5 separate regions of the Homo sapiens genome follow, and all the other regions are linked to region 1. The links are chromatin contacts, found by Hi-C or POLR2A ChIA-PET in ENCODE. All regions are on one chromosome and are shown on one strand. The core of a region is the stretch at or near the end of the contact, and the rest is flanking DNA. Distances in the headings are between cores, read along the strand shown. Region 1 holds the start of FAM204A (family with sequence similarity 204 member A). Region 2 holds the start of ENO4 (enolase 4). Region 3 holds the start of INPP5F (inositol polyphosphate-5-phosphatase F). Region 4 has its middle 22 kb from the start of INPP5F. Region 5 holds the start of MCMBP (minichromosome maintenance complex binding protein).

Region 1 (2,700 bases), core at 159-2,658:
TTCTGGGGTTATAGAAAACTGCTCTCTAAACTTGGCGCATCTTCTGGAAGATGTTGGAGGTGAGGTGGTTTAGTGGATAGTTAATAGGCTTAACCATCTGTTGATGTGAAATTGAGATATATTACTGAGTGCAATGCAAAATTTTATACACATTTAGCTTGCTTTGAAGAAAGACATTATTGGTAATGTTAACAGCAAAAAACAGCTGAGATTGAAAATTAGCGTGGGCTAGGTAACATGTTAAAGTCTTTATGTGTACAGTAGCCTCCCTTATCCGCAGGGAATACCTTCCAAGACTCCCCGGTAGATGCCTGAATCCTGGAATAATGGCGAACCCCACATATAGTTTTTCAATCTGATAACCAAGATGGCTACTAAGTGACTAAGAACCTGGTAGCCTAACAGCATGCATGGACAAAGCGATGATTCACACTGCAGATTTCATCAGGATATCCAGAATGGGCTTGCAATGAAACATTTGAATTGCTTATTTCTGGAATTTTTTACTTAATGTGTTTGGACCTTGGTTGACCCCAGGTAACTGAAATCAGGCTAAGAGAAGCCACAGATGAGGGAAGCCTACTGTATTTTCTTTTCTTTTCTTTTTTTGAAATAGGGTCTGGTTCTGTTGCCCAGGCTTTTCTTATATAATCATCACAAAATTAGCAAATAGGTACACTTAATGTTATTCTTATTATAAAACAGTATTTCGGAAAATGCAAATATTTCTAAAATAGCCCTATTCCCATCCCTATCCATAGGGTATTTTATCCTCTTCGCAGTGCTTTTCTCTCTCTTTTTTTTCCCCTTATTTTCTATGTTCCCCAAGCACCCCCTTCTGGGCATAACACAGTGCCTGCCACAAATAAGAAAAAAAGAAGTTCGGTAAACTTTTGGTCCAGTCAGTGAAGCACCTTGGACCCCATCACCAGACGGTAGGCGCCAAGAGAGCAAGAGTCAGCATGTTTTCTGCTAACCAGAGATTAGCACGATGCCTGGTACAAAGTAGGCGCCCAATAAATAGGTGAAGAAAGAAAAAAAATTAAAAAAAAGGAAGAGAGTGAGGGGAAAGGATGAATGAATGAAGACGTTTGCAGAGGGGCCTAGAAAGAAAGCACTCTGCAAGATTCTCCCTCCTGGTGGCATCAACTCTCAGTTCAAGGTCTATGTCAGCCCTTTCCTTGCCCAGACGCATTGGCCTACAGCAGGGAATGAAGAAAGAACAAAGTCTTTAAAAATGTTCAGAAGAAAGAGAAAACGGCAAGATAAAAGAGAGAAAAAAAAGAAAGAAAGGAACCACCTCCTTCGGGCGGACTAAAAAGGGAAGCCCCAGGAGGCCGGTTGCTAAGGCGACCCTAGGGCCAGAACGGCCCCAGCCCATTGGTTGAGACGCAGGAGCCAATGAGAAGGCGCGATGTTGACGGGGTCCTAAGATGGCTGCTGGGCGACCACTTCCTGACAGGTGAGTACGGCTTATGGAGGGTTGGTTACCCGCCGGTTCGGGCTCCGGCATGATGAGTCTGGGAGGGCCTCTTGTGGGCAGCCGAGGGAGGCGGCATGGGCGGCCTCATAGCTCCTCGGCCGAGCCTCCCGGAGCAGGCTAGAAAAGCCCCCGGCCCGGGGCCGCGGAAGCGACGGCGGGGCCGCCCTCAGCCTTCCTCGAAAGGGGCGTCGCAGCGGCCTCCCCAGCCTGTTATGTGGAGGGGGTTCTCCGTCCCACCCAGGTCAAAGTGAGAGGGGATTGAGGAGGCTGTCGATAGGGAAAACAGGCTCACGTTTACAGTTGCTGTATTCCGGAAAACAGCTCCAGTTAATGGGACTGCCAGCAGGCTAGACATCCTTCGCCGGAATGTGCAGCGCTTAGTTCTGTGCCCGGGAGGGGCTTCTCTCTCTTTTGGGATTGGAGTGTGGCATTGCCGCCAGAAAGCCTGCAGAATTCCGGGTTGTGCAGCCAAGCAGGAACGGTGTACCTTTCTAGACCCATCCTCTTGCAATCTTGGACCCTGTAAGTATTCTCACAGCGGAATCGACTTAAAATGAGCCTTGAACTGTTAACTTGGTTTATTGTCTTTCCATGCAGGATCTTGGGTCTGGGAAAATGTTTTCCAGGCCTCAAGTAAACGAACACTCTCTTTAATTAAAACAGTTGAATACATGCAAAATCTTGCTAAATAAGTAGTTTTTCTGGATTCGCTCTCAGGCCTGTAATTCAGTTGTCCTTTCTGTACCTTTTTTGAGAAAAGGAACACATTCATTTCATAAAAGTAAATAGGATATTTACGTTAATGTTGATGTTAACATGCTTGAAAATAGTAACTATTTTTAAGTCACAGACTCTGATTATGATGTAAATTACAATCTTCAGATTGTTAAATAATTGTGGCTTATAATTAGTATACAAGTGAAATTAATTTTAGATCAGACGAAGTTCAGGCTTCTGGAATTATTTCTAATCAAATACAAAATATAGGAAATAAGACAGCCTTATACGATGAAAATGGAATTTAAATTCTGGAATAGAGATGGAAAACATTTACCCATCGAGCTGCTCAAATATATCTTTTGGGTTTTGATTATAAGCAGCTGTCTGGTTGTCCAGAAAATATGACATTATTACTCAAACCTCTGACTGTGACTTTGACTTTGATGTATGCAACTTAGTATAGCATCTTGCATAGCTTTCTGTACTCAAAAAGTACA
Region 2 (2,700 bases), core at 201-2,700, 1.5 Mb after region 1:
TAGTTTCTCAGCATCCACTGTGTGCCATGCACTCTGCTGGGTACTAGGGACACAAATGTGGTTTGATTTTTTTTCTTCTGTCACTATGTCCTTTGGGAAAATCATTTAAATTGCACTGGCCACAGGTTCTTTATTTGTAAAATGGGAATCATCATTTTTACCTCGTCGCAGTGGTACTGAGGATTGAGTTACAGTACGCAGCACAAGGGGCTCAGTAAACCCCACACCTCTCCCCTTTGATAGTATAGGCCATGAGTGGGAAAAAGTCATTCGCGGAACATCCTTTATATCAACTGCCTCAATACGACGTGGTTTTGCACCCTGACAGCACATCTGCCTCTTCATAGGACTCCTTCTGCTTGGTGTTCACATTGCCTCCTTGCTTTGCCTTGCCATAGTGCAAACTCCTAGGGGCCCCAGCCACACTGCCTTCCTTACTACTTATAGATCTGGAAGGGAGAAAACGTCTTTGCTTCAGCTGCTCACTGCTTAACGCTAAGGTATGTGCCAGATCTCAGGGCTGGGCAGAGACCCGGAAGGTGAGAAGACAAGGCTTCTGAGCCCAGCAGGGGCTCACAGGCTGCCTAGGGAGGCTGCCTCAAGAGACTACAATACACGAAGGAAATGCTGTAGGAACCCAGAAGGACGGTTGGTCCAGGGCTACGTGGGCAAGGCTTTGGTCTGAATTTTGGAGTTTAGGGCGGGGCTGGTCAGATATTAACTGGCATCCCGGCAGAGGAGCCAGTAGGATGAGGCCCCAGAATAGGCTGAAGCCAAGTTGTAGCAAACGCCAAGGTGTTCATCCTGTGATCAAAGAGGAGCTGCTTAAGGTCGGTGAGCTGAGCTGAGGGCATTAAGGTATGTGTTAAAAATGACAATTGGCAAGCATGGGCGGTGGGCCGGCCCACAAACGGAGAGGCCTCTTAGGCAGCGAGGAAGCCTGCCAGCCCCTGGGCTGCCGCTGCAGGTCAAATACGCCTAGCGCCCTCTTTCCTCCAGCTGCCTCCTTTCTGCCACTTTCTCTGGGGAGATCCCTTCACCCCTGGGTGTCCTTCCCGCTCCTTCCCTCCAGAAGTCTCCTCCGCACACGCAGGCCCAGGGCCCGGGCGGCTGGCATGCGAGATTCTGAGGCGCAGGCGCAGGCGCAAGGCGTTGCCGCAGCGCGGGGCGGGGGGAGAGGGGTTGGCGGGAGGAGAGCGCTTGTCCCAGGTCCCTACCAGGTGCCCGTAGACGTCGGCAGGCTGGAGGTAGAAGGTGGAGTTGAGCAGCTCTTCCAGCCTGCGCGGAACGTCGTTCTCCCGGTAGTACTCCATCGCCTGCTGCTTCAGCTTCTGCAGCTCCCTAGTGGTCCCACAGCTGCGGCCGCCGCCTTCTTCCTCCATGGTAGGAGATTTAAGGCTACAGCGGGGTTTAGCCTGGGGTCCCACGAGCGTCCCTGCTGTCGCTAGGCAACGCAACGTGATCCCGACCCCCAGATCTCGCGTGGCTTCCAGGCCTAGGTTCTTCCTGCGGTAAAAGTCGTTCCCTTTTATTGGAGCTAGGATGGTATTTGCGCTCGCTGCTCTGTCTTTTCTCCCTGCGGCATTAGGTCCGGGGGTTGGGCTCCTCCTAGACTCCCGAGACTAGGGCCCTCCCGGCTTCGTTTTTCACCACTTTTCCCTGGCGATTTTCCAGAGGGGGAAATCTTTAACGACCTCATCAAGCGCGTTTTGCCGGAGCGCGGCAGCCTTAGCTCCGAATTCCGGCTGGGGTCGCGCGCTCGGGTCCCAGTGGCCCAGCGTCTTGGGCCACCCCGCCCTCCCCACGCGCCCCCTTGCTCTCTGCTGTTAGTGAGCTCCTCCGGGTTGCTAAGGCCGCCCGTGCCAGGCAGGCCCACTCTGTTGGGGGAGGGATGTAGGGGCTCAGGGCATCCTTACTGAGCGGTGGCGATCTCAGGAATTCTTTCATTCGGCTCATGTTTATTAACTACCTGCTCTGAGCCGAGCCGTGTGCTGGCTGGGCCTGCTATGATGTCCAGGAGAGAAACGGCCACTTGCCCTTCTCTGGGATATTAGTGGGGGTGAAATCAATGGAATGAAAAAAACCAGTGTGGGTTGAAAATATCTGGGGTGAACCCTAAGGGATGGTTGTGGTTTGGGCAGACCTAAGGATGGGGGATGATTCAGGCAGGACTTGGGGAGGTAAAACGGAAATGGGGGAATGGCCTTGGCTCACGTTCCCTCTCCAGAATGCTGCCTATGTCCTTGCCCTTTTCAATCCGAAGTGCCTTCCTGGCTTCATTGTACCTGCCAGGTATCATGCGATTACAGAACTTAGTGTGCGTCCTCAGTTCTAGATACTTCCTCTGCTGCAGGAGTGGGCGGCGACGGACAGGGTGTTCTTGTTCCACTCACGCCTGTTTATGTTTCCTACCTAAGCAGATCAGTTACAAGATCTGTGCCACACTTTCCCCCCTCTGGAAAACATCATCTTACCTCCTCTGCCTGTTTCCCGAGTCACTTAGTACAAAATGAGGAAGTGAGTGAGAAAGCACTTTGAAACACAGTTATTTTCAATACATGCACGTATGGGTGCAGATGCATAAAAATGTGATGCTATAAGTACTGTTACACAAACCCAGACATGCACCTTCCAAACTTCCTCCGTGTTCTCTCTGCTCTCTTACGGAACGTCTCACTGTCTGTGTGTAATGGACCATCA
Region 3 (2,700 bases), core at 17-2,516, 1.4 Mb before region 1:
ATGTAATCCTTCTGTCTAGACTGCACATAAGAATTACAAGTAAGTCTGAAAAGCTCTGGCTCCTTCCTTAAAGAACTCTATCCTCTCGCTTTCCCTAAAGTGGAAGAATCTCTGAGTGATATGAGGAAAGGATTAGCAAGCCAAAAGGGGCAGGTGCCACCCAGCCCCATCTTACAAGAAACTGGACTGTCAGCGCTCTGAGGGCAGGGACTGCTCTGTTTAAACCACGACTGCACACACATTTTCCTAAAGCAAGCTAATTGCAGACTTAAGCCTCTCCGAACAGCTTACATGACACCCAAACATGGACCCACAATACATTTTGTGTCGCACAACATCAAGTCACACAAAAATCTCAAAATTATACATTACAATACAATTTAATTGTGCTGTGGTATTAAAGTCAAAGACAAAGGCTTTAAACCGAGTGCCTATGAGGTAACCACAGTAAAGTCACACCTTTAATAATAAGGGACCAAGAACACACGGGATGGCAACAGGGAGTGAGTGTCCAGCAGAGCCCTAGACGGAACTGGCGCAACCGCTCCAGATCGGAATTCGAACCCAGAACTTCTGGCGAAGGCCATGTAAGAACTACTCCAAGGAGGAAGAGGCCTTTACGGCCAGGTGCACCTTGCTGGAACTTTCTGCCGGAGGGGACCCCCTCCCCTCGGCCTGGGCCCCAAGCCCCAAGGGCGGCCGCGTGACGCGGTGGGAAGGACGAGGGTCGCCAGCCCCTTCTGCTCCGCACTGGGGTAGGGGCTCGGCGCTGTCTCGGAGAAAGGCCAGGCTCCTTCCAGTCAGGGAATAATGACAGCTCGCGCGCTCGCAGCCCGCCCCGCCCCGCCTCACCAGGCCCGCAGGCGGCTCCTCCCGCCCGGCTGAGGGGTCCGGCCGCGCCCCCTCCTCTCCCCGCCCTGGCCCGGGGTGCCCCCCGCCCGCACCGCCAGCCTCACCGGGTCGGAGCTGGAGGCCGCCGTCGCGGCGGCTGCACCACAGCGCGCGCTCGCCCTGCTGCAGGATGTAGTGGTCCTTGGCTTGGAAGAGCTCCATGCTGGCCCCGCGCGCCCAGGGAGGCGGCGGCCCGCGGGCGGCGCACGGGGCGTCCTAGTCGGTCGAGGCCGCCAGAGCCCGCGCCTCGGGGAGCGGCCGGGTAGGAACCGCGCCGAGAAGCAGCGGCAGAGGGAACGCCCCGGGGCACCCGACCGGTAGGAGGAGAACGCGCCCCGGCAGCGGCGGCGGCAGCGGCGGCCGTAGAGGCCTCTCCCCCCCGCTCCTCCCCTTCCCTGGCTCCGCCCCAGGCCCGGCTCCACCCCCTCTGCTGGCTACTCTCCCCGAGCGCCCGGCTCCGCCCCTCAGCCTCCTCCTCCTTTCAGCTCCCTCCCGCTTCCTGCCCTTTCCTCCGCCTTCTCCCGGGTGTCTCCTCCCAGCTCCTCCCCGCGGGTCTTTCCTCCTCCCTCTCGTCCTTCCGCCCGCCCCTCCCGCTCTTGCCCAGGCCCCTCCCCCGGCGCGCCAGCCTTCCTGTCGTGGTCACCGGTGGCAGCTCGGGAGCTCGGCCGAGTCGGTCTGGACTGACCGCCTCCCTCCGCGCGGCCTTGGGGACAGGCGCCCACCGCTGGGGCCTCCCCTCCGTGCAGGGAGGCGCTCACGCTTCGCCAGGCCGAGACCTGAATCCAACCCCACACCCGCTCTCCCGGAGCGGTGCGGGGTACGTTCCCCGCGGGCCTGCGCTGCCTGCCCGTACCGAAACCAGGCGAGACCCCGGGGCCTGGCTACAGGGGTTCATCCCCAGCCAGGCCCACAGCCAAGCGGAGGCGTCTTCTGTTTTCGTATTCCCTATTAGAAGTTTGACAACAGGAGGCATTCAATAAATGCACATCAACGAGGGAAAGCATGTAACAATAGAAAACACACAAGCATTAGCAGCACGCGGCTAAAGAGCGAGGAGGAAGGGAGGAATGTACAGGTGCTGCTGTGTCCCGAATTAAGCAGGGCGGTTTGGAGAAGACTTCACAAATGGAGCCAGTTAATGAAGCAAGCGGAAGGAATATCGTTTGGCGAGGATAAGATGAATGGAGACCCTCTCGGGGAAGGAGGAGTCTCCCCCAAACATCCTTGAGCTCAGTCTGTCTTGAAAAACCAGTTGATATCCTGAACAGAATGGGTCTGGAGAATGAGGCCCCCACTTCCGGGGCCAGTTCGAGGACTATCTAGCTGTGTGATCTTGGGGAAGTCTCTTGGTCTCAGATGGTGGTTGAACTAATGACCTTTTATGACACCCCCAGTTCTATAAATCATTGAGTCTTCCTACTCCTAACTCCTTGCCTTCTCTAATGCCTGAATCGGAAACAAGAGAAAAAGACAAGAAGTAGGAGATGAGAAAAATAAGGCAATACTTTTTTTTTTTTTTTTTTTAGTTTAGGAGCGGAAGTTTATAGGCAAAAGAAAAGGGAGAACAGCTGTCTCTCTTGCGAGAGAGAGGAGTGACCGAATGGGACTTCTCAGAAAGCAATACTTTTAACCTTCTGCTCAAGTAAAAGTGAGAGGGTACAAAAGCAGGAAGGAGTTCCACATGACTAGTTATTCCAGCCCACAGTGTTGAATTTCCATAGCACAGAAAGTCCAATGATAACAAAGCGTCCTGGAATCTTTTCTAAGTACCATGCCTCTGTGCTGTCCAGACACCTCAACATAAAGGTC
Region 4 (2,700 bases), core at 80-2,579, 1.4 Mb before region 1:
AAGGTGGCTGGGTGCAGTGGCTCACGCCTGTAGTCCCAGCACTTTGGGAGGCCAAGGTGGGTGGATCACAGGAGTTCGAGACCAGCCTGGCCAACATGGTGAAACCCTATCTCTACCAAAAACACAAAAATTAGCTGAGTGGGAGGCACCTTGTAATCCCAGCTGCTTGAGAGGCCGAGGCAGGAGAATCACTTGAGCCCAGGAGGCAGAGGTTGCAGTGAGCCAAGATTGCGCCATTGCACTCCAGCCTGGGCGACAGAGCAAGACTCCATCTCACAAAACAAAAACAAAAACAAAAAAAAATTAAGAAGGTGAGCAATGAGCAACAAAAACGTCTAAATTTTGCAGACAGAATAAGAGCCCAAAGGTTGTACACACTGAAAAACAAAACCGAATAGCTATTCATATTTTCCTTAAGGTTTGAGGACAAAGAAGCTCTAGAAGAAGGTTATACTGGAGCCAGAAAGGAAGCATACAAAAATATCCCTATCTATTTTTGTAAAGACAGGGTCTCACTCTGTTGCCCAGGCTGCTCTTGAACTCCGGGCCTCAAGTGATCCTTCTGCCTCAGCCTCCGAAAGTGCTGGAATTATAGACGTACCCCACCACCTGTGGCTGAGTTTCTCTTTCAACCGACAAATAGAACCTTTCTTGGAGTTAGAAAGTAGGAGATCAGGAGCTTCTCACTAATGATGGTGTAATTCAGCAATGGATCCCTTTTCGGGTCATCAGCTTAGTGTCAGTTCCTGGTTCTATCTGACTCATTGCAGTAGTGGGAGGTTTCGAAAACTTGAAGTCAGGAGGGTTTACATCAATTTCACATATTACAAACAACAACAACAACTCACAGCGCTAGGGAGGCATCCCATTCTACTCATCTTTACAACCTGACAAGAACAGGAATACATTCAACAGAAATATTCTTCTCTGCTACGAACAGATTGAAATAAATACCTGAGTTCCTGATAGAATGGAAAATAACAGCTTTCCATAGGTGCGGAATCACCAATGACATCAGAACAAAAATTATTGCTCGGTACCAAGGAGAAAATGTCTTGAGGACAAGATGTGAATAACAAGTTCAGAAGAAGGGAAGGTCAGTCAAAAAAAAAAAAAAAAAAAAAAAGCAGCCTCCTGGGCGACAGAGCAAGACTCAAAAAAAAAAAAAAAACGAAGATGAAGGATGATTATCATGCTACCTCTAAATTTCTACAGCAGGCTCCATAGAGCTCAAAATACTTTAAAGACGTATTTTTATTCTGAAGTAGCAGGAAGGAAATATCAGCAGCGTTTACAGATGTTGAAACTGAAGCATCACATCATTGGGGGATGCCCAGTTCTCCCTGCAGCATCTACTAGCTGTGCAGGATGGGGCCTACAGAGTGAGTTTCTGTCTTTCCTAGGAGCTTACCAACTCAGTCATCAGAAGGTTTCCCCAATCCAAATATATATTATTTTAATGTAAAAATAGAATATGTTGGCAGGGCGTGGTGGCTCACGTCTGTAATCCCAGCACTTTGGGAGGCCAGGGCAGGTGGATCACGAGGTCAGGAGATAGAGACCATCCTGGCTAACACAGTGAAACACCGTCTCTACTAAAAATATAAAAAATCAGCCAGGCATGGTGGCGGGCACCTGTAGTCCCAGCTACTGGGGAGGCTGAGGCAGGAGAATGGCGTGAACCCAACAGGCAGACCTTGCAGTGAGCCGAGATCGTGCCGCTGCACTCCAGCCTGGGCAGCAGTGCAAGACTCCGTCTCAAAAACAAAGAATATGTTAATAATTATATTAAAATTTCCATCAGAAACCTCAAGGCTATTGAGAACCAGGATTAATCTACTGATTACAATAAGAGAGGGGGCTGGGCACAGTGGCTCATGCCTGTAATTCCAGCACTTTGGGAGGCTAAGGTGGGAGGATTTCTTGAGCCCAGGAGTTTGAGACCAGCTTTGGCAACATAGTGAGACCCCATCTCTATAAAACATAAGTGAATTAATAAATAAAATAAGAGAGGGGACAAAGAGATGTGGTCATTTGGTCAGTGTATTGGTTTTCTAGGGCTGCTGTAACAAATGACCATAAAGTGGGTGGCAGTAAACAACAGAAGTGTATTTTCTCACAATTCTGGAGGCTAGAAATCCAAAATCAAGGTGTTGGCTGGGCCAGGCTCCCTCTGAAGGCGCCAAGGGAGAATCCTTCCTTGCCTTTTCCAGCTTCCGCAGGCTGCCTGCAATTCTTGGTGTTCCTTGGCTTGTAGATATATCACTCCAATTTCTGTCTCATTTGTCACACGGCACTCTCCCTGTGTGTCTGTATCAGTGTTCAAATTTTTCTCTTCTTATAAAGGTACCAGTCATTGAACTAGTGTTCCAGTAAAACCTCATCTTAACTTTTTTAGATCTACAAAGGATGTATGTCCAAATAAACTCACATTCATAGGTACCGGGGATTAGGACTTGAGCATATCTTTAAGGGGACATGATTCAGTCAGCAATAATCAGTTTGAAAACAAGATATTACTACCTAGTGGTAAATACACTCAAAACTACCAAAGGCCATGACTCTCCCCCCAAAAATGGAGATAGCATCATCTTTACTGTTGAAATAGCCCAGAATGTCTTTCTGAATAAGCTCTCTCTAGATGTTCTTCCCACCTCTAAGACTCATGATTATCTATGACTTAAAACTTACCGTCTCACA
Region 5 (2,700 bases), core at 19-2,518, 1.5 Mb before region 1:
AAACTTCAAACTGCTTTCGCCATTTCTCCCCAGTTATTGTTCTTTATTGTAAATGCTACGTAATTCCCCCATTCTAAGCCACCTGTTTGAGTTACTCTTCCTTGAGTTTTGCCCATATAAGATGTACATGTTACTAAATTTTTCTTTTGCCAATCCGAGCTTTGTGATAAGGGCCGCAGTGGAGAACCTAGAAAGGTAGAAAGATTTTCCCCCCTTCCTACAGCCCCAAGGAGGGTTTGAGACACGGGTTCCGTTTTTTTCCTTCAGCTCCTCACTTTGTAGATTCCATTCAGGTCATTCCCCTTCCGTCACCATGCCCTTTTTTCATTGAGTAGATATATCTGATGGGCCTGGGGTTTTCTTAGGTACATTTCAGGCCCAGGGGAGACACAGTTTCATTCTTTTTTTCTTTTTTATCGGACAGCCTCCTGAACCAGAAGAGGTTCAGAGCGACTCCCACAGTTTCACTCTTGAACTTGGGTATTTTCCAAATTGCCTCAGCAAAAGGCTGCTGTAGTCGGTCTTCGTAGCTTCCTTCTCCAGGGTATCCTAGCGGCGCGCAGTGCAGGAGCCTCGCACCGCTCCCCGACGGCGGCTGCCAGCTTCCAGACAGACGCCGACCCGGTGTTCGCAACCAGGGCGCAGGCCGGGCCCGGAGCGTTTAGAGCGCCCGCCCCTCGGTAAGGAACCGTCCCTGAGCCACAGGGCCTGACGCGACTGCAGAAGGAGCGTGGGGTCCTCCGAGGTTCCCCTTCTCTAAATGTGCACCTTCCTCAGGGAGACCTTGTGCAGCTGAGGGAAAAGTCACCACTCAGGGTTTCGGGCCGGGGACCCAAATAAAAGTGCTGCCATCAGCAAAAAAAGAAAAAAAAGGCACGAAGAGGAGGTGGGCGGATTCCCAAGGCGGTTTCGCCCACTAATTTTGCCCAGAGATGACTCTGAGGTCTCTGAGCTTAATGCTTTTCAGCTGTTGTGCAGACTCGCTTTGCCCTCTTATAAGCCCACTATGGGAGTTCCCGCTACACGCCGGCCCAGGGGTACAAACGACAACGCGCCGCCCTTGGAGCGCGTCGCCGGGCCCCGCGCTGCGCAGCCTCCAGCGGCGCTGCGTGCCCTTCCTTTTGCCCGTCTCCAAGATGGCGGCGCCGCCGCCGCCCCTCCTCCTCGCCGCGCAGAGCCGCGCTGCGCCGCGCGCTCCCGCCGCCCCTCCCCACGCGAGCTCCACCCAGGTCGCAGGCAGCGCGGTCGGCGGCGGCTATTTCCCGCCATTGTGCGAAGTGAAGGCTAGGGGCCCGTACGCGCCCGCCTGACTGTCGCCAGCAGCTCCTCGGCGGCCCCACCGCAGCCGCCGCTCCCTGAGGCGCGGGAGGCCCGCGCCCCGCGGCTCGCTGTGCGTGGGAGGGCGCGAGCGAACGCGGGCGAGGAGCGGCCGAGCCGCTGAAGAGGAGCTGGGCGCCGGCCGCCCGGCCGCGCTCGGCCCGCGGATCGCCTCCGCCCGGTCTTCGCCGGCCCCGGCCCCTGGCGAGATGCCGTGTGGGGAGGATTGGCTCAGCCACCCGCTGGGAATCGTGCAGGGATTCTTCGGTGAGTGGCGGCGCCGGGGGGCGGGCCGGGCGGGCAGCCGAGTTTGCCGGGCCCCGGGGCAGGGCCCCGCCGCGCGGCCCCCACGCGGTACCATCTCGAGGGCTCGCGTGGCCCGAGACGGGGCCCCGGGGCCTGCACCGGCCCCAGCTGGGACAGCCTCTCCCCCGGTCGCAGCAGGCAGGGGCAGGAGCCGGGCCGCAGGTACCTCCCACCTGCCCGAGTCGCAGCTTGGGAGCCGCCAAGGTGAAGTCGTGGGGCGCGGGCTGTGATTCGCGGGCTGTGATTGACGGCCTCGCTCCCAGCCTGTGGCAGGGCCAGGGCCCCGGCCCCGGGCGCAGCAAACTCGGAGGTCCTCGAACCCTGGGGAGGGCCCGCAGAGCCGCGGGGAGGGAAAACCACTTTGCCTGTGGGAAGCCCACAGGATATTTCAAAACTTCCGGTGCGTCGGGGAGTGCTCGCTTGCACAGAAGTTGGTTCTAACTCCTGTGCTACCCTCATTCTCTCTTTCAGAGATAAGATTTAATGTTCATAGCTTAGTTTTCCTGTTGGGATGACTTTAGAACCCATCTAGTCTGGATCTGCTCCTGTGCCAGAGCCAGCAAGAAATATTGAGCTACTTGAGTTTGTACACAGGGCTGAGAATCCTGCAGGCGAGCTTAGTAAATTTTGGTTGCGATTGCTGTTGCTACTTTACTGCGAAGGGTATACGAAGAAAAGTTTATATTTGTTGTCGTTAACTGGGCATTTTGACAACCGTTCCATTCCCCAGTGTCTTTTTACACGTAATGAGTGGCGGAGTCAGATCCAGCTAGAAATCACTGTAGATGGCAACACCTGACTTGTCTGGAGTTAACTTAGAGTTGTAGAGCGGCCTTAGCTCATTGAAAAAAACATCTTGGGGTACTAGAGAGAAAAGGCAGTGGGAAGCTAAATCATCCTCAGCAGCCAAAATCGACGGCAAACAATGTATGGTATTTCTTATAGGAGGGCCTCTAGTGCTTACTCAGGAAGTCCTTATTAATTTACCTGTAATTCTAATTAGTTTAGTTACCTGGCTTCCCAGGCTGTAACTAATGGCATTATATTAGAAAAAAGCCTGGATAGACGTCCGAACTT

Evidence for each region. A loop is a pair of places that touch in the nucleus more often than their neighbours do. ChIA-PET counts read pairs that join two places held with the same protein, here RNA polymerase II (POLR2A). Pooled maps may share reads with other maps.
Region 2: a loop to region 1 is called in a map of B cell, with 8 times the contacts of the local background. The contact joins the promoter of ENO4 here to the promoter of FAM204A in region 1. A Hi-C loop is called at or near these places in 1 of 168 maps with a recorded cell type or tissue (B cell), 2 of 37 single-sample maps with no recorded cell type and 3 of 50 pooled maps. POLR2A ChIA-PET finds 5 or more read pairs at or near these places in 1 of 52 experiments (A549).
Region 3: a loop to region 1 is called in a map of CD4-positive, alpha-beta T cell, with 12 times the contacts of the local background. The contact joins the promoter of INPP5F here to the promoter of FAM204A in region 1. A Hi-C loop is called at or near these places in 3 of 168 maps with a recorded cell type or tissue (CD4-positive, alpha-beta T cell, CD8-positive, alpha-beta T cell and naive thymus-derived CD4-positive, alpha-beta T cell) and 9 of 50 pooled maps.
Region 4: a pooled map shows a loop between it and region 1 (10-fold over the local background). The contact joins the enhancer-like site here to the promoter of FAM204A in region 1. A Hi-C loop is called at or near these places in 1 of 37 single-sample maps with no recorded cell type and 4 of 50 pooled maps. POLR2A ChIA-PET finds 5 or more read pairs at or near these places in 1 of 52 experiments (OCI-LY7).
Region 5: a map of CD14-positive monocyte shows a loop between it and region 1 (6-fold over the local background). The contact joins the promoter of MCMBP here to the promoter of FAM204A in region 1. A Hi-C loop is called at or near these places in 2 of 168 maps with a recorded cell type or tissue (CD14-positive monocyte and naive thymus-derived CD4-positive, alpha-beta T cell) and 11 of 50 pooled maps. POLR2A ChIA-PET finds 5 or more read pairs at or near these places in 1 of 52 experiments (activated T-cell).

Annotation. Positions count from the first base shown.
Region 1 is chr10:118,341,032-118,343,731 of GRCh38, reverse strand. FAM204A (family with sequence similarity 204 member A) reads left to right here and starts at 1,408. Exons shown (of 9, transcript NM_022063.3): 1 at 1,408-1,462; 2 at 1,805-2,005. RefSeq lists enhancers at 1,248-1,467, 1,104-1,603.
Region 2 is chr10:116,848,249-116,850,948 of GRCh38, reverse strand. ENO4 (enolase 4) reads right to left here and starts at 1,450. Exons shown (of 14, transcript NM_001242699.2): 1 at 1,218-1,450. The coding sequence starts at 1,382. It also overlaps a transcript of HSPA12A not described here. RefSeq lists an enhancer at 2,634-2,700.
Region 3 is chr10:119,724,616-119,727,315 of GRCh38, reverse strand. It overlaps INPP5F (inositol polyphosphate-5-phosphatase F), which reads right to left and starts at 1,266. Exons shown (of 20, transcript NM_014937.4): 1 at 957-1,266. The coding sequence starts at 1,053. RefSeq lists a silencer at 838-1,607 and an enhancer at 2,218-2,267.
Region 4 is chr10:119,702,725-119,705,424 of GRCh38, reverse strand. No RefSeq gene overlaps it. Among named protein-coding and RNA genes, the nearest start is that of INPP5F, 22 kb to the left of the region's middle. RefSeq lists enhancers at 468-747, 1,378-1,427, 1,438-1,487. Within about 2 kb of position 1,329, at least 6 of the 41 ENCODE cell types and tissues checked have a DNase peak (open chromatin) inside an H3K27ac peak, as active enhancers do; they include OCI-LY7, where a contact is called at or near this core.
Region 5 is chr10:119,871,411-119,874,110 of GRCh38, reverse strand. MCMBP (minichromosome maintenance complex binding protein) reads left to right here and starts at 1,268. Exons shown (of 16, transcript NM_001256378.2): 1 at 1,268-1,584. The coding sequence starts at 1,527. RefSeq lists enhancers at 739-908, 774-933 and a silencer at 1,164-1,813.